3 separate regions of the Homo sapiens genome follow, and all the other regions are linked to region 2. Evidence: read pairs that join two places in POLR2A ChIA-PET (ENCODE). Cell type or tissue: CD4-positive, alpha-beta T cell. All regions are shown on one strand.

Region 1 (8,000 bases), 61 kb after region 2:
ACACAATCAGAACCAGCCAAAGAAGCACTTCCTGGGCACGGCCACCAGCTCTCCCGCCTCCAGTGTGGGCCGGCTCCTGCAGGGTCCGAGGGCTGCATCTCTACCAGCCAGCCCAGGGCTCTTCCCAGGGTCTCGCATTCAAGGGCAATTACATTTTAAAAAGAAAAACAGAAAAAGGTTAATCACAAAACCAACCCTCACTTCACAGGGTCTGTAAGTCACTCATAGAACTTTGCTCTTCCCGAGACAGGGTCCCTTCCCCAGCTCAGGCACAACAGAGTCTGGCAGGCTCTGGCACCCTGGGCCTCCTCCGGGAGCCTCCCATCTGGGCAGTGGAGCCATAAACGGGGATCCGAGAAGAGAGTATCCACTTTTTTTTTTACAGGAAGAAGGGACTCACAGCATAAACGGGGGTGGGGGGGATCCTGATTTTGAAAATAATCTATTTGTAGCTTCTCTTCTATCAAAACCAACACATCCTCTTCTTTCTGCCAATCCTCTCCCCCACGGGACACCTCTCTGGTTCGGGACCAATCCCTCCCTGGGGACGTGCCCCACCTGCGTGCCGGCTGAGCTCAGGAACCCCTGCCTGCCCCCCGGGTGGGGCTGCGGCTCTGGCCTCCCAGGCCCATCCTCAACAGCTACCCCAGCCAACACCAAGGCCACAAGGGGACCCCGGCCTAGGAGGCAGGAAGCCAAGGTGCAGAGAGCAGCCTGGCCCTCACCAGTGCGCAAGCTGGGGCAGCAAGGCTGACAGTTGCTGCATGCCCAGGGCAGGGTGTGGTACTGGCACCCAAGTTCAGCATGGCAGAGCTGGCCAACAGCTTGTGGTCCCCGATCTGCCTCCAGCCCCAAGATGCCTACAGCCCCCAGGCCCCTTCGGCAGCACTGCCTCTGCCCACCTGCCTTTAAGAGACTCCAGGGCTGCTCCTGTCATGCAGCGAAGGTTTTGTCTGTTTCAAAGTTCGAGACTCAACTTGAGGGACTGTTTTTGACAATCCCCGCTGACCTCCGCTCCTCGTGGCGCCCTGGCCCTACACCCAGCCTGGCCCAGGGCCGGCTTTGCCTGGTGAGGCTGGAGGGAGCACCAGGACCTGCTGTCTGCTGTCAGCCCCTCCTGGTGCTGGTGCCCTGATGCTGTGCCTTGTCACCCATTGAGCTGCAAGAGGGACCAAGAGGGGGCCACGCAGCCAGCCAGATGCCTGGCCCTGTGCTGGGGCAGACAACGCTGCAGAGCCCAGGGAGCCTGGCGCTAGGACGTGCGTCCTTGTGACACTGGCCTGTCTGAACTCACCTGGCCTGGGAAGCACCGTCTGCCCGGGCCCAAGCCCTGCCCCTCCAGAGTCCAGAGCCAGGAAGGGGCTGCTGAGGGCGAGCATCCTGCTGGGCTCTCTGCCCGGCCCACCCCTCCAAGGGGCTGGCCTGTGAGCCTTGACTGGGATTCATGATGTGGAGGCCCCCAACTTCCAGAAGCAGCTGGTACTCTGCTCACACAAGCGACTGGGCCGGCCGGCCCTGGACCCCTAGACCCCGAGCCGCCTGCCGACTGCCTGCACAGGGAGAGCAGTTGAGGCCCGGGCAGGGCCCCCACACCAGACCCCAACATAGCTTCCCCACCCAGGCACCCCCTCCCGGGGCAGCAGGCGTGGGAGTCAGGGCTGCATGCTCCTCCCCTCCCACCTCACAGGCGGCCTTAGGCAAGTCATTTTCTGTCATCACAAGGTCGCCTCTGCCTAGTCAGGTCCTGGGGTCCAGAGTAAGGATGTGCGGCCCCCAGGCCCCCGCACACCTCCCTCAGCACCAAGACCGGGACCCCCCCACCCACGTGTCTCATTGTGGCTGCCTATGGACTCCCGGGCCTTGTGTGCAGGCCAGGCCCTTCCACTGATTTTTTAAAGTGAACCATTGCTGGATCTCAGATTCTGTGGCATCTAAGGCCTAGCAGGGGTGGGCACACGGGTCACCCGAGGCCCATACCAAGACTCTGTTCCTGCCCTAGGCCCAGTCTCAAAGGAAGCCACAAGGCGCGGGGGCCACTGAGGAAGGAAATGTTCATTTTCATTTGTCCAAAACCACCTTAAGTTTTAAGTATATTAATCTTGATGCTTTTTAACTATTGCTTTTTAACTTGCTGAGATTTAGAAATACTGTTATAAAAACTTTTTTAATTTCTGTATTTTTTTCTGTATTGTATCTTCATGGGACATTAGGGGTTTTCTATGGTAAGCACACCTATGGTTTTGGTAAAAACATTATCAAATATATATCCAGACGGTTCTTCCCTAGAAGAAAAACAAGTCTTTACACCTGATAAAATATTTTGCGAAGAGAGGTGTTCTTTTTCCTTACTGGTGCTGAAAGGAAGGATGGATAACGAGGAGAAAATAAAACTGTGAGGCTCAAGGCTGGTGTTCTCCACTTATTTCAGCGACAAGCTGGGGCCAGGCCTCAGGGGCACGCCTGGGGGCAGGGGAGGGAGTTCCTGCCCCCAACTGCAGGACAGGCACTGCCCAAGTCTGCCCTGAATCCGAGGACACCGGAACTCTGCTCATACAGGCGGCTCGGCTGGCCTGGCACAAGCCTCACCTTCTAAGCTGCGAGCCAGAGGCCACTGGGTTCTCTCACGTGGTGTCTGCTGTTACCTCTGAGAGCTGGGACATAACCAAAGGGGGGTTAGTGTGTGAGAGAAGCAAGGCCACGGCACCTACTGACCTTCCTGGTGAAGCGGCGCTGGGCAGGGGCTGCTCCCTGCCATACCCCACCTGCAGGAGGGGCTTTCCAATCTGAGGGAGGTGCAGGGAACAGGGCTGCCTCCCAGCTCCCCTGACAGCCACTTTCCTGGGCCTGCATCTCAGGAACTGCTCTGGGACAGCTGCCTTGTGTCCAGTCTCAGGTCCTGGCAGGCCACCAGCTGGTGCAGCACTGAGGCCAGACACCTATGGATGTGGCTTGAAGTTACCTGTCAGGTGAAAGGGCCAGAACCCAGGCCTCTCAGCCCGGGCCCAGCCAGGGTCTTCAAGCCCCAGAGACCCAGCCACAACTCAGCATCTCCACCCTCCTAGCAGAAGCCAGAAGAGCAGGGACCCGGAGATCCTCGAGAGTGAGACAGACAGGACAGGCTCCCGCCACGGGGACTGCTCGCCAAGGGCGGCGTGGACAACCCCACCGGCCAGCCCCACAAGCTCCCTGTGCTTCCACTCCCTTCCCAGCTGGGGAGAGATGTCTCTGTGTTGGAGCATTCTCAGCACCTCAGAAGCACAAGCAGGGGGGTCTTCCCAGCCCCTCCAGGGCTCCAAATTCAGTCACCCTCTCATGCTTCCTGCCACAGCTGGAGCCAGAGGCCAGCAGTGCAAAGATGCAACAAGATGCAACACGGCGCAGTCTTTCCCATCCCTGAGGCCGAGCAGCTCCCAGAGAGGAGAGGAGGGCCTTCAGCCTTCCCCGCTAGAAAGCCATGAGCCACTCAGAACCCCAGCCCTCAGGCCACTTTATTGCTCAAGAGTGGTCAGTCTGGGGTATCTGCATGCCTGAACTCCATGATGATGTCGCCTGTGTCGGGGTGAAACTCCACTGCATAGCTGACAGTCCGTGGGCCACCCAGCAGTGCTCTGGGATCTGGGGCAGGGCTGAAGAAGTAGACGGCCTGCTTGCAGTGGGGGTTCCAGCAGCAGCCCCCCTGTAGGAAGAAGAGCAGGAAGATGGTGAGGGCTCCCTGGCACCTGAGCCTCCTTCCTAGCCAGCCTCCAGCCCAGGCAGCTCGCAGCAGAGAGAAGCTGCTCAGGGGCCAGATGGCCCAGGACCACTGAGGGGTCATCATCTGGCCCGAAGAACTTGTGACAGAAACACCCAGAGCATGGGGGCAGGGAGGCCTCCCCAGGCGGCGCCTGCTCTCAGGGTCTGCACGCACACTGGGCCCGGTGCGCAGGCACTACCTCGGGGTCTGCAGGCTCCAGGAGGCCAGTGCTGAGCGTGCACTCCGGGGTCAGGTGGTACTCCATCCATAGCACCGCTGCGTGGCTCTGCCCGGGCCTGTCAAGGAGAGGGGGGCCCAGCAGAAGTAGTCACACAAGAGGCAGCGGGGGAACAGCTGCAGCTCCTGCGGCTTTCCAGAAACCTGTGGTCTTCCCCACTTCCTTCCTGCCCTGCCGGGAGTTCCTAGTGCTGCAGTTACATAAACGTTCCTCAGAAAAACCCCAGCCAGAAGAGCCGCAGCCAAGCCCCCACCTGAGCCAACCCGAGCCCTGCAGCCGGGCCACACATGGGGCAGGGCCGGTGTGGCTGCAGGGTCTGGGGGAGCTTGAGGCACAGCCTGGCACTGAAGGCCGGAAGGCCCCTCTGATGCCCCAGACAGCAACCCTGGGAGCTCAGGTGATGGCGCCCGCCCTGCCTGGCTGCCTGCCCCGAGTTGGGAGGTGCTTCCAGGAGAAGTCACTCCTCGGGCGAGGGTGGGGTGAGGGCCGGAGCAGGACAGGGCTGCCCGTCCCTGGACGCAAGCAGCACTTGCTGACCCTGACCTGCTTCAGCTCCCAGGAGGGTTCAGGAAAATGGTGCATCGGTGACCACAGGAAGTAAGCTCCCATCTTCCTGAGCTGTGATCCAACAAGGGAGCCTCAGCTGTAGAGGGGGAGCAGAGCCCTTCCTGGCTCCTCCACCAGTGGCACACACAGGACCGTGGGAACCACCACACGCGCAGGGCCACTCTGACAGGGAAGGGCAAGGTTGTGGGGAGGACGAATACCCCCTCCACGTGTCAGCGTCTCCCAGGCCAGCTGTGCTCACCACGGGGGTGAGAACTCCAAGGGCAAGCAGCAGCCCCTCCCTGCCCCCCAGCCCTCTCTGCACCCACCTTCTGAGCTCCACGGTGCCCTCGGCACACAGGGGCTGCAGGGGCACCGGCTGCTGGAAGTCAAAGGTCAGGATCTGCCAGGGCTCGGAGAGGCTGCGGCATGGGTACTCCCACAGCGGGTGGGGCTCAGCTTCCCTGCTCTCCCTGAAGTCCAGGGCACGCTGCGAACAGAAGGGGGCCTGGGGGCTGCAGAGACAGGCCGGCAGCTAGACAGAGGTACCGCTCCCCGGCTTGGCTCCCACTGACTGCAGTCACAAGGGGTGTGCGTTCTCCCATAAAGATGCCGAGCGCCCAGCAGACCAGCGGCGCCCCCTCTCTGCCACTTCTCTCTCATCAGTGGCTCCCCAGGCACCGCTGGCTCTGAGCCTCGCTCTCCGGATTTTTAAGATGGGGTGGTGCTGCCTGTCTCAAGCCTTCTGAGGACCACATATCTACATCACTGGTGAGAACACCCAGCACCTAGAAACTTGGTGACCACCACAGCTGTGTGGCCCCGACAGGTGGGCCCCGGGCCACAGGGAGGGATAAATGCGTGACAGTACAGCCCCGGTGCCTGGCGGCAGGCTGGGGGCACCTGCATCCAGGAGGGATGCAGAAAGCTACCTGGAGGAGGGGAGGTGACGGTCAAATGGGAGCCGGCAGGAGAAGGGCCAGAGGGGGCCTTGAGGATAGAGCTAAGTCAGGAGAGCAGGCCAGGGCACCCAGGCCAGCCGGGCCACTCTGCAGGTGTGGTGTGGGGAGCCAGCTAGGGCATTCCTGCAGTGGGGATGTGGCCAGACTCAGATCTACAAGTTCATGTGGGCTCCGTGTGGAGGACGGCCAGAGCAGGAGGGGCTCAAACCAGGACGGCAGCAGTCAGGGGACAGCCTGGGTCGGAGGCTCACCAGGAGCACGAAGACCAATGGCAGGGGATGGGAGGACTTGCCAGGGAGGATGCCCGGGGCCCTGGGCCTGGCTGGTCGTGTGAAGTGGCGCCAGGTCTAAGACAGGGCACTGGAAGGGCCAGGCTAAGGGTGGGGAAGGGCAGGTGGATTTGGAAAGCATAGAAGTAAAAATGCCTGGCACCCCACTGTGGGATACCCACCACTCTCGGCCATCTGCCTTAGCACACGAGAGACAGACACTGGCCCAGGACCAGAGTAGCAGAACCGTATCAGCAAGAGGGGACAGGGACAGCCAGGGTGGGCAGGCCATGAGCAGGGGCCCAGAGGAGGCGTAGAGCGCATGGGTCCAGAGCACGCAGGGCTCAGCACGAAGGAGATTTCTAAAAGCATCGAACAGTCAATGGTCTGCTGTGAGGGGCAGATAAGATACAAACTGAAAATATCCACAAGGTTTAATTTACTTAAAAAAGTGTTCACACACAGGCAATCCATGTTCACTATGGGAAAATGAGAGCAGAAAGGTGAGCAGAAGCAGAAAAGCCCCACCTCCCGATGCATAGCTGCTGCTGCGGGGCCACCGCTGCTTCCCGCTCCTCTGGTGTCCATGAGATTTCTTTTTTTGAGACAAGGTCTTGCTCTGTCACCCAGCCTGGAGGCAGTGGCACAAACGCAGCTCACTGCAGCCTCGACCTCCCAGGCTAAAGCCATCCTCCCACCTCAGCCTCCTGAGTAGCTGGGAATACAGGTGTGCACTACCATGCCTGGCTAATTTTTTGTTATTTTTTGTCGAGACAGGGTCTTGCTATATTGCCCAAGCTGGTCTCAAACGTCTGGGCTCAAGCAATCCACCAGCCTCAGGTTCCCAGAGTGCTGGGATGACAAGCAGGAGCCACGTGCATTTCCTTAATACACAGCACGGCCCATGCTCCTCACCCTGCCCCTCTCATGTGGATGGAACACGACTCTCAGCTTCAGTCCTCATGAATCCAAGGACCACTGGCGCTGTCAGGACAGCCCATGGTTCTGGAGAACGTAGGCCCAGTTGCTAACCCCTACCATGTAAATAACCTGTGGGAATCTCCTCAGGTACCCCTCCCGGGAATGGAGCCCCCACCATGGAAATGGCTGCCTAAGAAGGTTCCCAGATGGCCTCTGGAAAGTCAGCCCCACTAGAAAAGAAGCTGTGGGCACTGGCAGGGGCAGTTGCAATGACAGGACGTGCAGGCCCAGTGGAGATTCTGACACAGGGTGACAGCACGGAGCCAAGAACAGGGCTGGTACCAAGCAATGCTCATGTTGAACCACACAAAATGGCAGCACCTGACCTCACTGCCCCCAACAGAAGAGCCTGTGCTGCCCAAGCTGGGACCCTGTGAGAGGCCTGCGATACAGGAGCAGGTCGGGGGTACTATGCAGAGTGTGGCCCTGCCTACCTTAATCATGTCGTCCATGATGTGCACGTCGAAGCCTTCGCAGTCACCACAGGGGCTCCGGATCCGCCACAGGTCCTGTGAGGAAGGAGCAGCCCCGTCCACACCCGCCCGCCAGGACACAGGGAAGCGTGGCAGCAAGAACAAGAGGCACATCTTGCTGTTCCCTGCACACCTGAAAGAGACCCCCAAGTATGAAGGGGCTCAGAGAGAACAAAGATCCACAACGGTTTCTGTAACAGACTGGGCTGGGCGGGAACCTGCAAGCTCTGACGTGACACCTGAGTCCTCTCCTATAAGGGACAGTCGGCCAGAGCTCCTAGGCTGGGGGCTGCACACTCCTATCCGGGCCATCCTGAACATCATTTCTTTGGGAAGAAATCTGTAAGCCAATTCTCTCCCCAGCATCATCTCCAGTTCATGAGGATGCTGGGGAGAGAAAAAGGCCCTGCCAAGAGGAACCCAGAGGACACTCAGGCCACACAGCCTTCCCTCCCTTCCTCCTGGTCACACGCACGCATGGATCGTGACATCCCCTCTTTGGCCATGAAAACCAGAATTCATGTGGAAATCTGATTAGGTAAACAAGTAACACAGGAGAAATGCCCAGACTTTCAGTGATGGAGCCACTAAGCTAGGAGAGAAAACCACTCTCATCAAATGAGATACACTCTCCATCCAGGGTAAAGCTTTTCAAATCCTTTTAATAAAAATGCCCTTCCCAAAATGACTTTGTGACTATGGTTCTGCTTTGATGAGAAAATTAAAAGGAAGCTTTTCCATTTTTTCTTGCACAAAGCAGCTGACTCTCCCATCTCAAAATGCCTTTAACAATCGAAG
Region 2 (8,000 bases):
TGGACTTAATTGTTTTACTGGACATGGCTTCTTCAGGTGTACTGGGGGAGTGGTTTGCACAAACACTGCCAGGTTGGTCATAAGTCTGTCCCCCTGGCTCATTGCCATGCTGGCTTTGGCTCCATTGCCTCTGGTCTCTTCATCCCCCACCCCACATACCTATCTTCCTGTGCTGTCATTCCAAAGCACACATATAACCACGTCTCTCCCTTTTGTGGCTCCCCCTCATCCTTGGGTGGAGGTTCAAGCTCTTTACCTTGAGTTACACAGTCTCTGCCATTCCCCACAAGCGCCAGACAGAGCCACAGAAAGCAGGTGGCAGATGTGCGAGGGCAGAGCTGGGAATGGGGGTGAAGCAGATGAGGGAGGATGGGGATACTGTGCAGATGGTGTTGCAGGGACGGGCCTGACTCCAGGGGCCCCTGTGTACAGAGGCAGTTGGTGCCGACATGCTGGTGGTCTCTGGCTGTGAACCCAGGTGGGCCAGTGAATGAGCATCAGGTAGAACCCAGCCCATCAGAGCTGTTGGCCTGGTCCTGACTCAAATGGGAGTGGCTTCTGGGTGCTGGTTATTGTTCTGAAGTCTGGAAGGACAAGAGGGGAAGTCTTTTCTCCACAAATGATTTTGGCCAAACCCCAGGGATGGAGAATGCCCACTAGGACCTGGATGAGCTGAAGGCCATAGCTTGCTGAGGGAGCGATTTGGTCTCTCTCTGCATTAGCTGAAGACATGTTGAAGTGGGTTCAGGGCCCCCACCTACCTGAGTCACCATCATGAAGCTTAATTAATGCTTACAAAGTGCTCTGAGGCCTTGACTGAGAGGCCTCATGTGAACACAGAATATCCTTATTAATCACTGTGACAGCACCAAGTGAGGTGGCCTATGGGGCAGCTGCCTCCACACACAGAACAATGGATGCAGCCCAGCAGTTAAATTGCGATTTTGAAGAGTAGTCCTGATCAGCTGGTTCAAAAGCAGCTTAGCTGGAGGAGGCAGGCCTGCCTAGGAGCCACTTAACTCACCTGGCCCTTATCTCCCATGCATTAAGTTGAGGCAATAAAACGCCCCTCCCTGCTGGGCAGGGATAATGGGAGGACTGTCAGGTAATGGTGAAGCATCCCTTTTAAGCCTGGGTAACCAGGCTATTAGCCTAGCCAGAGGGAGCCAACTGGAAGATCATATAGGCTCCGTACCAGGCTGAGTGTCTTTGGACAAGTCCCTCAACTTCTCTGAACCTCAATTTCCTCATCTGCAAAGTGGGACAATAACAATTGTACCTTTTTCCTTATAGGATTGCGAAGTTCAAATGAAATGGATATGAAAGGTGCCTATAGTAATGATATTAGTAATAAGAATAATGGCCGGGCATGGTGGCTCACACGTATAATCCCAGCACTTTGGGAGGCTGAGGCAGATGGATCACCTGAGGTCAGGAGTTCGGTACCAGCCTGGCCAACATGGCAAAACCTGTGCATGCCTGTGGTCTCAGCTACTTGGGAGACAGGTGGGAGGATTGCTTGAGCCTAGGAGGTTGAGGCTGCAGTGAGCCAAGATCACACCACTGCACTCCAGGCCATGTGACAAGAAAGACACTATCTCTTAAAAAAAAAAAAAAAAAAGCAATAGCTATTCGGGATACTACATGTTCCAATAATCAGCTACTCTGATCCCCACTTTACAGATGAGGGAGCCCAAGAACAAAGTGACCTCCAAGTTCCCACAATTAGTGATAGGTGGAGCTGGAACTCAGGCAGTCTGGCTTCAAAGTCTGTTCTCTCCCCCACTCTCTGATGCTGCCTTTATCATTAGTGTCATTATACTCATTTTAGGAGTAAGGCTTCATTATGGTTGTCATCTTCATCATCATCATTACATGGGGTTCATGGAAGCTGGGCCCTGGGGCATCTGTGCTATGTTGGAGGTGAGGAGGGTTCTCTCTATCTTCCATAGGAAGGGAGGAAAGTTATTGTTGTCAAGATAGAGGTGAAGTACATGGTTTTTCTCTTACCAAAACTCTGGAGATGCAAGGAAATGTGTAACAGGATTTGAGGAAAGACAGTCAACAGATGTTGGATGCTGCATCCCCATCCTGCCCCATCCCTCTGGCTAGGCGTTGAGGGGGACATTGTCCCCACATGTGATATACAATGAGCTGCCTGTGGGTGATAGGGCAGTAGATTCCTGGCCACCCAGCCATCACCTGTTTCTCCCGCACTGGCTGATCCCCCAAAGGAAGGTTCCAGAGACCTGACACAAAATCCTCAGTCTTGTTAATGTGCTCAATGCATGTTCCAGAACTTCAGCCAGTCCCTGCAGTGGGACCCTGGCTCAAGCGCCATCAACCTTGACTTCTTCCTGTCTCATTGGTGGCCATAGCTGCTCTGGGCAGCTTCCTCCAAGACCCCCCGACCCTCCTAAACCAGCCTTAGAGGGTATGGTCCAGCATCCCTTACCCCTCCAGGACTAGACAGCCCAGCCAGATACTAGCTGTGGCCCCTAGCCACTACTTCTTCATCCCTCTCACCTCTCCTGAGGCCTATTTCTACAAATAGACCATACTGGGGCCTGCCCTGTACCCAGCTTTGCCCTCATGCCACACTCTCTCCATCCTGTCCTTGACCCCTTCCTCAGCATCCTGCACTCACACCATCCCTTTCTCCCCTCTAGGAGGATACATCTAGCAGACCCATTCTAGACCCAGCATACAGAAGGTTCCCTGCTCTGGCCTTCTCATCACCCAAAAGGACAAGAAAGTCCAGACCCATCTTTAGACAAGCTCAAGACTATGGTTCAGGCCCACCTGACATTTACAAGGAGACAGAGCCAGGGGCAGGCTTACTTTAGAAATGAACAAAAGAGTTTCCCAAGCTACCTCCCCTTTGAAATGGGCATCCCTGTTCTCATATGGGATCCAAACTGGTTTGCAAGGTAACGTGTGGTATATGGGGTGCTAGTGTAGACTATAAAATGCATTGAATCCTCCTCTGCTGCCTGCAGGGGGATGTGATGTCAACATGGATGTTGTTCTTTGCCTTCCCCATTTGCCTTTTGGGGAATATGTCCCTATCAGGAAAGTGAGTCTCTCACCCTAGGAAAGCTCTCTACTTTAAAAAATTTAGTGCAATTCTTTTTATATCAGATGGTTATATTTAAAGTATTCAAAGGCCTAGATTTGCATCGTCTTGGTTAAATTACTCATCACCCATCTCTCATCTACAACCTTTTTTTTTTTTTCATTTTATGAAGGCTTCATTTACATAAAGAGTCTTAGTTTTCCTCCAGCCAAGTAGGTGCTCATTTCTCTTGTGGGTATTTGAGTCATGTATCTACCTGCCTGGATGAACTCGGTGGGCATCTACACGGGACCTTCTGCTGCGGCACACCGTCTGCTGTGAGCTGCAGGTGCCTGGGTAGGCATCTTTCTCCCATGAGAAAGTGAAACCCAACAAGCCAGAAATGCACCTTGGCTGACAGCCCGCACACAACAGGAAGGGAGTGGGGGCAGATCCGGCAACATGATAGGGCACTTTCTTGAGAGCACAGGATTTTATAAAAAGTTGTTATGAATGTGTACCATTTATTGAGCACTTGATATGTACCAGGCATGTGCTTGTTGTATTTTTCTTCAGAATAATTATGTGATGCAGGCATCAGGCCCACTCCTTGGCTGAATAAACTAGGGCTTAGAGAAGTTGTAACTTGGCAAATGTCCCAGAGCTGGTAACCGGCAGACAGGTCTGTCTGACACCACACCCCCATGGCTGTATGTATGTGTTTACTCATTTATACCCTACTTCATTCCACGCAGGGTTTGAGGCAGCTCAGACGGAGCTGTGTGATATAGCAAAACGACACAAAGAACAATAGCAAGGAAAGCACGTTAAGGGAACTCTGAAGGTACCAGCATCTTTGTCTAGTAGCGTGTAGGTCTAGGACTGGTCTCCAAGCTTCCTAGCAGCCAAAGCAAAGAAAGCCCAATCTCTTCCCCAGTTGTTTGTGTTTGTATCATAAACACAATCCAAACACAGACCAAAGGCCAAAAGAAGCACAATATTTCCTAAGTCCAAGTTCAAAAATAAACAAATGTCTCTCAAGTGGCTCCTTAGGGAGGCTTGAATGCAATAAAAGAGTAACAGTAGAACAATTGAGGGGGCTTTGTCAGCAGCCCCAGCATAGCAGGGCCAGAGTGGCTCTGGAGTGGGGTAAGAGGCTATCAATCAACCCAGCCCCTCTTAGCTGAGTCGGGATAGCTGTCATAGCCTGGGTTCCCTGAGTGTGTGCGAATTTGTTGATGAGTTCAGGGAAGTGAAGAAGGCAGGATCAGGCAGATGGAGAAACAGACCCAGACTGTGGGTGCAAATGAGACCTCAGCAGTTCTACAGGGAACTCAGGAGCTGAGATAGCTCCTCAGAGTTGTCCCAGATGGGGGCCAAGGGACCTGGCCTTGGTACCCCCTCCCCATCTGCCAATCATTCAGAAAGGGCTTAATTTTGAGTGAGGCAGTTTGCCTCAGCTGAGGGCAATGCCTAGGGAGGGACACAGCTGTGAGATGTCCCCAGTACCCAGGGGATGGGTGCACCAGCCCTGAAGACAGGGTCTAAGTGGAAACCACGGCAGCCACCCCAAAGAGCCCTTGGGTACAGCTTTTGTGACTGAGTGCCCTGGCAATCAGGAAGCAGCTTTCCAGCCACAGAGCTCTCCTGGGACTGAGGCATCTTCCAGCGACACGGGCCTCCCACCTAGACCTGACAGGCCTCAGGACCAGCCAAGTTGCCCCTGGAATATAGCATGGCCTATGCTCTGACACACCTGTGCTCTGACCCACCGGACAGATAGGGCTTGAAGCCCCAGTGGCTGCATGGGTGACAACAACTTCAGCCTGGAAACTATTAAACACTCACCTAAGGCACACCTACCTACATTCACACAGCTTCAGAAATAAAAGCGCCACAAAGCACCTGGCTTTAGCAGTATTGTTACTTCCTGGTGAACCTGCCAAGGTAAACTGTTTGCTGAGCATACAAGGACGAGGCAGAATAAGGGAACAAGTTTGATGTTGCTGTTAAGAGGGAAACTGCTAGGGTTAGAAGACAACAACGGCCTTAGATTGTGTAAGGTTTGCCGGTAACATTCTGGACAGGAGGGTAGGAGGGATTAGGGAGAAACCCAGCTGGGCGGTGGCAATGATTTGTGGAGGGAAGAGTGGGACGGGAAGTAGAAGCCTGGGACAACTCAGGGTCGGAGGCCCCAGAGAGAGGGAGATGGGAAGGGGCTCACAGGGAACAATGGGGAGACCAGGGAAGAGGGCGAGGCCTAGAGCAGGGGAAAGGGTCGGGCTCTGAGCTATGACCCATGTCAGTTTTCATTCACAGGAGTTCTCCCTGGCCTGGGCCCAGCAGGAAGCGCTGGCACACACCTGATTACGGGCACAGTGGCAGCAGCAACCTGTTACTGTCCTTCATAGAGGTCTGGTCTCAGAGTCTTGCAGGAGGCAGAATCCACAGTTCCATCCAGGTTTCCATTTGGTTCTGCCTGGCTCTTCCAGCAGCCCTTGCAGCGCAGATGTTGTCGGTTTGAATCTGATGTGATGAACTCTTTAAATAGCTACCCTAATGGATAATCAATCATTTCAGAGCTTTAATACTAAATCAGGCCGTTGGACACATCTGGGGGCAAAGCTGTTTGTAAAGGAGCCAAAAACTGCCCTTTCTCTTTTACTTTGTGAGGCAGAATATGTCACATTAAATACCTAAGGGTCTAGGACAAGTCTCTTGTAACCTAAAAAAAAAAAAAAAAAGCTGAAGAGGTAGACTCTTCAAGAGTCTGCAAATTACATATGAAATTTGTAGATCTTTTTAAATTAGATTCTTCATCTGAAGAGTATAATGAATAGTAAAATAGAACCTCATGTTAACATTTAAAATAAGCATCCGCTATATATATTTTTGCTATATTTTTAAAAGTCAATATTAAAATAATACAAACACAGTAGTCATGGTTACACTTTTCAGGTTACCTAAATTTAAAAGGTACTGGAAGAAAGAAATTTTAAGCCGTAGGTTAACGTTTCCGTAGACAGATCTCCTGAAAATGCCTGGGAAGCCTGCTTTGAACCTTCTGTCCAGGAAAACAAACCATCTGCAAAACTGCAGAGTTGGCTCAAACTGCAGCTAGACCCTCAGCATTGCTGAACGGGCAGAATTCCCCACAGTTTGACCCAGTGATGAGCCCGGCCTCTCAGGCATCCCCTTACTGCCTGACCCCCAAGGACTCTTGCCTCAGGGACCCACTCCACGCTCTCTAGCCACCTCTCTGCCCACTCCTTGGGTTTCTCCACAAACCCAAATGTCAGGGACTCCAGGAGCTTCTTCCTGGCCCTCTTTGGGTCTCACTCTGAACTCTCCCCATGGGATTTTATCCACTCTCTGGGCGTTACCTGTAGGATGCCCTTGCCTACCTTTCAGTCTCTGGCTTGAGTTTCTCCCTAATGGCACAGTTTATGGCCCATGTTCTCATGGATCCACCTGGATGTCCGCCAGCCACCTTAGTTGTCACCTGCGCATCTCTGACTCATCATAGATGCCCAAACCCACAGCACCCATTCCGTCTCAGATGAGGCCTCAGCATCCACCCAATGCATAGGTCAGAGGCCTGAAAGACCCCCTGCTAGGCCCACTCCCTCTCACTGTCACTGTCACACCAGCCATTGGTCCGTCAGTCTTCCAGATTCATCATCTCCTGCCTTCTGTCACCATGTCCCTGGGTGACCAAGGCCACCTCCTACCTGGCCCTGCTGCCTCTGAGCCTTCCCCTCCCGGCAGCCCATGTGGCCTTTGTAGAACACAAATCAGGGCATGCCACTCAATCTGATGTCTGCAGGATCTGGCTGCTGCCAGCCTTCCTCATCTCATGCCATGCCCTGTTGGCCAGAGCCAAGAGCCAGCACTTTCCCCTACAAGTCTTTGTGCATGCCATTCCTTCTGTTCCTGCTTGGACACAAACCAGGACATGAAGACTGGCTCCTACCTGTGGGGCTTAGAGGCCTCCCAGGCCCAGAGTCTCCCACCAGGAAATCTGACTGCCAGACCTAGCATTAGGACTGACTCCATCTCCCAAACCCCCTCCTCTATCCTCCAGTGGGTGGCCCAGTGTGGGAGAGACCAGGCTGAGCCTACCCCACAGGTGGGACTGCACATAATTGAGCCCGGGTCAAGCCTTGCTAAAGAAGGGTCACAGACATTTCTTACATTCCGAAAGATACTTTCACAGATTTCCTCCAAGTTCTGAATTAATAAAGAGGAAAGTGAGGCTTTTACTCTCTAGGCTGTTTTCAAAATATCCTATTGTCCTCCCTTCTCTTGCTCAGCTTCACAAAAGCAGTGAAATTCCAAGTGCCCTTTTAAAATGTCGAAATAGCCATCTTGAAGTTATTTATCTTCCAGCTGGAAGGACTTCACAGGTCACCCAAGCCTATACTCAGCCTAGCCCTGTTAGACTATGGGAACAGAGTTGGGTGGCTGAGGTGGGGACAGAGACCAGAGCAGGGAATCTGTCTCTACCATAGTCTGGCAGCGCCATCCTCAGACTCTGTATAGCCAGCGGGCCAACCTTCATCTGTCCACACCTCAGGTGGAAAGTCACAGCTAGGATGGTGAGAAGGTTCTGAGTGTCCACCCACCCAGACCTTGACAGGAGGTGCCCCAGGCCCTTCAGGAGAGCACCAGAACAGCACCAGAGCATGCCAGGTTTTATATTTGGTGTGTAGCAGCTGGTCAGGGATTCTGATCCAGGACTCCTGCTCTGTACAGCCCATGCTCTACCCATTAAAATCACTGATTTCATGTCCTTGAACCTACAAACAGGAATTTAACACACAGAGGGGAGAGTGGAGAGGGGATTATTATGAGCTGTTTCCAGAGGAGGATTAGACCATTTTTTGGATCCATTTCAATGCACTGCCACGTTTTCATGACTAGCCTGGAGTTCTGAGTCCATATA
Region 3 (8,000 bases), 880 kb before region 2:
AGGCAGGAGGATCACTTGAGGCCAGGCGCTAGAGAACAGCCTGGGTAACATGGCAAGATCTCATTTCTATAAAAATAAAAAATGTATCTGGGCATGGTGGTGTGTGCCTATAGTCCCAGCTACTCAGGAGGCTGGGGTGGGAGGATCACTTGCGTCCAGGAGTTCAAGGCTGCAGTGAGCTATGATCATGCCACTGCACTCTAGCCTGGGTGACAGAGCAATGTCTAAACAATTTTAAAAAGAGAGATTTAGAGATTCTTTTTTTTGTTTGTTTTGAGATGGAATCTCCTTCTGTCACCCAGGCTGGGGTGCAGTGGCGTGATCTCGGTTCATTGCAACCTCACCCTCCTGGGCTCAAGCAATTCTTCTGCCTCAGCCTGCTGAGTAGCTGGGATTACAGATGTACACCACCACGCCCGGCTAATTTTTTTGCATTTTTAGTAGAGACAGGGTTTCACCACGTTGGCCAGGTTGGTCTTGAACTCCTGACTGCAAGGGATCCATCCACCTCGGCCTCCCAAAGTGTGGGGATTATAGGCGTGAGCCATTGCACATGGCTTCTTTTTTTTTTTGGAGACAGAGTCTCGCTCTGTCTCCCAGGCTGGTGCAGTGGCGTGATCTTGGCTCACTGCAACCTCTGCCTCCCAGGTTGAAGCAATTCTCCCGCCTCAACCTCCTGAGTAGCTGGGATTACAGGAGCGTGCCACCACACTAGGCCAATTTATGTATTTTTAGTAGAGACAGGGTTTCACCATGTTGGTCAGGCTGGTCTCAAACTCCTGACCTTGTGATCTGCCCGCCTTGGCCTCCCAAAGTGCTGGGATTATAGGCATGAGCCACCGTGCCCGGCCTCCTTTTTTTTTTTTTTTTTTTTTTTTTTTTGAGATAGAATCTTGCTGTGTCACCTAGACTGGAGTGCACTGGCGCAATCTCAGCTGACTGCAACCTCTGCCTCCCGGGTTCAAGCAATTCTCATGCCTTAGCCTCCTGAGTAGCTGGGATTACAGGCGGGCACCACCACACCCAGCTAATTTTTTGTATTTTTTAGTAGAGACGGGGTTTTGCCATCTTGCCCAGGCTGGTCTTGAACTCCTGAGCTCAGGCAACCCACTTGCCTCGGTCTCCCAAAGTGCTGGGATTACAGGTGTGAGGCACGGCACCTGGCCTGAGATTTTTTTTTTTTTTTGAGATAAGAGTCTCACTCTGTCATGCAGGCTGGAGGGCAATGGCGCAACCTCGGCTCCCTGCAACCTCCACCTCCCAAATGATTCTTATGCCTCAGCCTCCCGAGTAGCTGGGATTACAGGTGTTTACCACCACACTCAGGTAATTCTTGTAGTTTTAGTAGAGACAGGGATTTCACTATGTTGGCCAGGCTGGTCTCAAACTCCTGACCTCACGTGATCTGCCCACCTTGGGCTCCCAAAGTGCTTGGCCCCTGAGATTTCTTTTTTCTTTTTTTTTTTTTTGAGACAGAGTCTCTCTGTCGGCCAGGCTGCACTGCAGTGGCATGATCTCGGCTCACTGCAACCTCCGTCTCCTGGGCTCAAGCAATTCTCCTGCCTCAGCCTCCCGAGTAGCTGGGATTACAGGCATGTGCCACCAGGCCTGGCTGATTTTTTGTATTTTTAGTAGAGACAGGGTTTCACCATGTTGGCCAGGCTGGTCTCAAACTCCTGACCTCAGGTAATCCACCCGCCTCGGCCTCCCAAAGTACTGGGATTACAGGCATGAGCCACCGCGACCGGCCTGAGATTTCTTAAATGTTCTGTTTTGGATTGTTTCCCCTGGAGAAGGAAAGAATGGAAAGCAAATGTGACTGTGTGTGATTCTGTGTGTGTGTGTCAAACTTAATGTATTTAGGTCTAGATATTGAGCTTGTTTTAGTTTAAAAAAAATTTTTTTTTTGAGACGGAGTTTCACTCTTGTCACCCAGGCTGGAGTGTAATGGCGTGATCTTAGCTCACCACAACCTCTGCCTCCTGGGTTCAAGCAATTCTCCTGCCTCAGCCTCCCAAGTAGCTGGGATTAAGGCCTGCGCCACCACGCCTGGCTAATTTTTTGTATTTTTAGTAGAGATGGGGTTTCTCCATGTTGGTCAGGCTGGTCTCGAACTCCCGACCTCAGGTGATCCACCCGCCTCGGCCTCCTAAAATGCTGGGATTACAGGCATGAGCCACTACACCCGGCCATAGTTTAAAATGTATAATTAATACCAGATTCTTCTGAATGAGACTGTGACCTGGTCATGTAAATGCTGTGCCAAATCGAACCAATTAAACAGTTTTTCTCTAAACATTGAGTACATCACACCACAGTGATGCAATGATGATTAAGTGCCTGACACCCCTTACCCTTTTAGGAGTAATGAACCAAAGGGAGATAGGGGAAATAAGCCTTTCATTCTGATTTAACAGCTATGTGTGTGTGTATGAGAAGTGGCTTTTTTTTTTTTTTCAGTATAAATTCCCCATTTAGTAAGAGGAGTGGCCCTTTTCTGACGGGATAGCATCTGGGACTTATTAATGGAGCTGTTGCAGGTGGCTCATTATGTCTTGGTTCACTTAGAATGCTTTTGGATGGCTATGTGTCCACTATGCACTCCAATTTATAGATAAGTCAGTAAAAAATTCAGTATGTTGGCTGGGCGCGGTGGCTCACGCCTGTAATCCCAGCACTTTGGGAGGCCAAGGCGGGTGGATCACAAGGTCAGGAGTTCGACACCAGCCTGGCCAATATGGTGAAACCCTGTCTCTACTAAAAATACAAAAATTAGCCGGGAGTGGTGGCAGACGCCTGTAGTCCCAGCTACTCGGGAGGCTGAGGCAGGAGAATTCCTTGAACCTGGGAGGCAGAGGTTGTAGTGAGCAGAGATCAAGATCGGGCCACTGTACTCCAGCCTGGCAGACAGAGCAATACTTTGTCTCAAAAAAAAAAAAAAAAAAAAAAAAAAAAAAATTCAGTATGTTGATTTTGTTTAACAGGGTTGTTACCAGAAATAGAAAAAGACACACAATAGCAGCACAATAGTAAGTACTGAAGTTAAAGGGGTAAAAAACTACAGTTTTGGCTGGGCGCAGTGGCTCACACCTGTAATCCTAGTACTTTGGGAGGCCGAGGCAGGTGGATTGCCTGAGCTCAGGAGTTCGAGATCAGCCTGGGCAACATGGTGAAACCCCATCTCTACTAAAATACAAAAGAAATTAGCCAGGCATGGCAGTGTGTGCTTGTAATCCCAGCTACTCAGGAGGCTGAGGCCGGAGAATTGCTTGAACTTGGGAGGCAGAAGTTGCAGTGAGCTGAGATTGCACCACTGCACTCCAGCCCTCCAGCCCTCCAGCCCGAGTGACAGAGCGAAAAAAAAAAAAAATCAAAAACTACAGTTCTTCAGGTATCAAGAGAGGAAGGTACATAAACACAGGGCTCTGCGGTAGGTGCTTTTATTTTATTTTATTTTAGATGGAGTCTCGCTCTGTCGCCCAGGCTGGAGTGTGGTGGCATGATCTCGGCTCACTGCAACCTCCGCCTCCTGGGTTCAAACGATTCTCCTGCCTCAGCCTCCCTAGTAGCTGGGACTACAGGGGCGCACCACAACGCCCTGCTAATTTTTGTATTTTTTTTTTTTTCAGTAGAGATAGGGTTTTGCCATATTGGCCAGGATGGTCTCAAACTCCTGACCATAGGTGATCCACCCTCCTTGGCCTCCCAAAATGCTGGGATTACAGGCATTAGCCACCATGCCCAGCCTGTAAAATCCTTTATAGTGATAAGAGTTTCAGTGTATGGGACTGACTGATGGCTCTTTAGTCAAAAAACAATTTTTTTTTTCCTGATGATACAAGCATGATGTAACTTTAAAAATTCAAACAACTGGCTGGGCACAGTGGCTCATGCCTGTAATTCCAGCACTCTGGGAAGCTGAGGTGGAGGACTGCTTGAGGCCACAAGTTTGAGACAAGTCTAGGCAACATAGTGAGATTCTATCCCTACCAAAATTACAAAAATTAGCCAGGCATAGTTGCATGCACCTGTAGTCCCAGTTACTTGGGAGGCTGTGGTGGGAGGATTGCTTCAGCCTGGATGCAGTGAGCCATGTTCGTGACACTGCTCTCCAGCCTGGGCAACAGAATGAGACTGTCTCTCTAAAAACAAACAAACAAACAAACAAAAAACATAAAATAAAAATTCAAACAACATAAAAGTGGCCTATAACTGCAGTTGGATTTAGGGATGGAGAAAAAGCCAGGGATGTCTATGGCCCAAATTACTGAGCAGTAAAAGGCACTGCCCACTTCAACAGCCAAGATAGGCTCTACATCTCCCTCCGTTATTTCTTCTCTTCCATCTGTCCCTCTTCCAGGCTAAGGCCAATCCCCTCACCTGTGCCTTGGATTGCATCTACCTCCACCTTCCTAGAAATTGTAAAAGATTGATTACTACTTCTACCTCTTGTGTTTTCAACATGTCCCTCTGAATCAGATCCCTCCCATTCACTTTTTTAAATGCTCAAGCCTCTCTCATTATTAAAAGAAATGCCACTACTCAACTCTGTACCTTACCTCCAAGTACCACTCCCCCTCTCTCCTCCTCTTCATATCAAAACTTCTTGAAAGAGCTGTCTACTCAGTTTGCCCATGATTCACCTCACGTCCACTCCTCAGACCTCTGCAATCTGCCATTGCCATTACATCGTTTTGCATCTCTCCCCAAGGACATCAATTATCTCCATATCGCTAAATCCAACCTGCTTTTTCAGCCTCATCCTACTTGGCACTTGTAGTACTAATTGTTGGCTGTCTATCAGCTTCTATTTCTCTATTCTTCTTTATAGGCAAACCTCAATTTTATTCAGGTTTTTACTGTGTCCTAATGTGTTTCAGGGAAGGGTACTCCCGACTTATGGATAGACAGCTTCTGGGTCAGTCAAAGCATGGGTTTCCCCTGGTGATTGTTCTGGTTCAGACTGGACATATGAGCCAAACTGACTCAATCAGATTGAAAAGATCTATCACTAGGAAGAGAAGGGCCCTCTCTCTTTCACTCTTGCTCTCTTTTATGCAAGATATTTAATATTTATTCTAGTTTTAGTGGCCATGTCCTACTATTTTTAGCATAAATCATCCCAACTAATACATTTACTCCTACTGACTTTTCCTCCCTTGAAATACTCTTCCTCTGGTTTCCATGGCTGTTACCATCCCCACCAATCCCGGTTTTCCTTCTACTGCTCTGACTACTACTTCTCAGATTCCTAAGTTGGGGGTTGTGGGGTGAGGCACTGGCTTTTTCACACCACGGGGATGTTGTTAAGTATAAAACATACATTAGAGATGGCGTTCTAAGAAGCTCCCCGATAGTAATTTAATAAAGCTAGGAGGAAAACTTGCTCAATAAATAATAAATCAAAAAATTGATGTTATAAGAAGGTGAACACTCGGCCGGGCGTGGTGGCTCATGCCTGTAATCCCAGCACTTTGGGAGGCCGAGGTGGGTGGATCACCTGAGGTCAGGCGTTCAAGACCAGCCTGGCCAACAGGGTGAAACCCCGCCTCTACTAAAAATGCAAAAAAAAAAAAAAAATTAGCTGGGCATGGTGGTGGGCACCTGTAATCCCAGCTACTCAGGAGGCTGAGGCAGGAGAATTGCTTGAACCCGGGAGGCGGAGGTTGCAGTGAGCCAAGATCGTGCCATTGCACTCCAGCCTGGGCAACAAGAGCAAAACTCTGTCTCAAAAAAAAAATTATATATATATAATATATATATATATATAATATATATATAATATATATATATATATAATATATATATAATATATATATATATATATATATATAAAAAATAAGGTGAACAATGGTAAATACAACCAGTGTTGTATTTATCCACTTTGTGTAGATAGTACAACCAGTGTATATGTTATCCACTTTGTGTCTATGTATTTATATTTATTTTTTTGAGACAGAGTCTCGCTCTGTCGCCCAGGCTGGAGTGCAATAGCGTGATCTTGGCTCACTACAAGCTCTGCCTCCCGGGTTCTCGCCATTCTCCTGCCTCAACCTCCTGAGTAGCTGGGACTACAGGTGCCTGCCACCACACAGGCACCTGCCACCACACCCGGCTAATTTTTTGTATTTTTAGTAGAGACGAGGTTTCACTGTGTTAGTCAGGATGGACTCGATCTCCTGACCTCATGATCCGCCCACCTCGGCCTCCCAAAGTGCTAGGATTACAGGCGTGAGCCACCGTGCCCAGCCTATTTATTTATTTTTAAGACAGGGTCTTACTCTGTCGCCCAGGCTGGAGTGCAGTGCTGCAGCCTGGACCTGCAGGCCTTAAGCAATCCTCCCACTTCAGCCACCTGAGTAGCTGGGACTATAGGCATGTGTCACCATGCCTGGCTAACTTTCAAAATTTTTCATAGAGACGCGGTCTTACTCTGTTGCCCAGGCTTATTTTATTTATTTTTTATTTTTATTTTCTTTAGAGACAGGGTCTCATTCTGTTGCCTAAGCTGGAGTGCAGTGGTGTGATCACAGTTCACCGCAGCCTCAAACTCCTGGGCTCAAGTGATTATCTTGCCTCAGTCTCCCAAATAGCTAAGACTACAGGTGCATGCCACCATGCCCAGCTCATTTTTTTTAAATAGAGATGGGGGGTCTTGCTGTGTTACCCAGGCTAGTCTCGAACTCTGGTGTCAAGTAATCCTCCTGCCTTGGCCTCCCAAAGTGCTGAGATTACAGGCATAAGCCACAGCGCTGGGCCAACTATGTGTTTTTTTAAATGAGAACTGCTGGTGGTTATCAGTGTGTCATGAGGGATAAAGAACCTAATGGCAGAGTTCTATGCTACAGGTCCTGTTTCTGGGGCTCTGGGGGGCCCTATCTAGTGTTTCCAGCAAGTCCCCAGGCCCATCTCTCTAGCAGCCATAGGACTGTGTGTGTTACTCAGAGCACCTCAGAAGGGAGTAGGTCTTTCAGGTTAGACCTGGCCTGACAGCCCAGAACTGTCTCAGAGAAAGGCTGGGGCATCCTTCCCAGTGACTGCACATAGGAAAAGCCAGCCCATCAGGTATAGGCAACAGGTTCATCATGCCCAGGGTCACAGAAAAGAACATGACACTGTGTTCTCTTATTGCTATTTGGTCAAAGGCATGAAGTACATCTTACTTATTTTTCTTTTATTACAAAGCACAGCACTTGATAAATACTAAAACATTCAGTAAATATGTATTAACAAATTAGACTGATATTGTATATCCTTCAGAAGTTTAACCTGGTCATAAGTGTGAGTCATTTAGAGAAATTTCAGGGCTTAAGGCTCTAGTTCTGGAGCCCAAAAAGGCCCCAGTTCAAGTCCTAACCATACTAACACCAGTTCCCATATCTTGAAAATGCAGGTGACAACATCTGCCCCAGAGAGTTGTGTGTGAAGGTTAGATGATGCCTGTATTTCATTTATGCCTTATGACAATCCTGATACATACCTATTATTCTTTTGGTTTCTGTCCTTCCTACTTGAAAAATAGGGGCTATGCTTACCTTATTTTATTATAGCTAGTAAAAGCACAGAGTATATACTGAAAAATATTTGCCAAACCGATGAGTAAAAAGGACTCAAGATAATTTCTAAGAAATGGTGAATAATATGGTCACAGAAAACTCTTTCTTCATATATTTTAACAATATAAATCCTTGTAAATGCCTGTTTTTCTTCTCTTCTCCTAGATTTTCTTCATTTTTATTAACGTAATTCCTACCTATATTTACTGCTTCTTAGTCTTCATATCATCAAAACTACAGACATATAAAGTGCCTTCATAAAGTTCTCGTATGACTTAAAAACTTTAATGGCTTAAATAATTGGTATGATGAAAATAAGCCTTTAAAAGTATACTATACAATTTTTAAAATAGTTTCAAATCCTGTGACAAATGGAAATGGCTTTCTGTACTTGAGGAAGAGAGCTGCATTCTATGCCTACTCATCTTGAAGTTCATACTTGCA

Evidence for each region. Peaks named below come from ENCODE experiments on the same cell type or tissue, not always from the same donor. Only the 100,000 strongest peaks of a DNase experiment are listed, where the experiment ranks them.
Region 1: POLR2A ChIA-PET joins it to region 2 with 10 read pairs; 9 of 35 experiments call an interaction of 5 or more read pairs at or near these places.
Region 3: POLR2A ChIA-PET joins it to region 2 with 18 read pairs; 2 of 35 experiments call an interaction of 5 or more read pairs at or near these places.

What each region holds. Positions count from the first base shown.
Region 1 is chr16:68,352,730-68,360,729 of GRCh38, reverse strand. PRMT7 (protein arginine methyltransferase 7) reads right to left here. Exons shown (of 19, transcript NM_019023.5): 16 at 7,164-7,238; 17 at 4,847-5,007; 18 at 3,933-4,029; 19 at 2,146-3,676. The coding sequence ends at 3,506. It overlaps SMPD3 (sphingomyelin phosphodiesterase 3), which reads left to right. Exons shown (of 9, transcript NM_018667.4): 9 at 1-2,403. Among named protein-coding and RNA genes, the nearest start is that of PRMT7, 46 kb to the right of the region's middle. RefSeq lists an enhancer at 3,979-4,138. In CD4-positive, alpha-beta T cell, no CTCF peak of the experiment used is centred here; a DNase peak (open chromatin) is centred at 4,129; H3K4me3 peaks cover 1,392 bases.
Region 2 is chr16:68,413,604-68,421,603 of GRCh38, reverse strand. All of the region lies in intron 1 of SMPD3 (sphingomyelin phosphodiesterase 3), which reads left to right. Among named protein-coding and RNA genes, the nearest start is that of SMPD3, 31 kb to the left of the region's middle. In CD4-positive, alpha-beta T cell, a CTCF peak has its summit at 3,044 (motif pointing right); a DNase peak (open chromatin) is centred at 3,463; H3K4me3 peaks cover 1,089 bases; H3K27ac peaks cover 5,156 bases.
Region 3 is chr16:69,290,189-69,298,188 of GRCh38, reverse strand. All of the region lies in intron 5 of SNTB2 (syntrophin beta 2), which reads right to left. Among named protein-coding and RNA genes, the nearest start is that of VPS4A, 17 kb to the left of the region's middle. In CD4-positive, alpha-beta T cell, no CTCF peak of the experiment used is centred here; no DNase peak of the experiment used is centred here.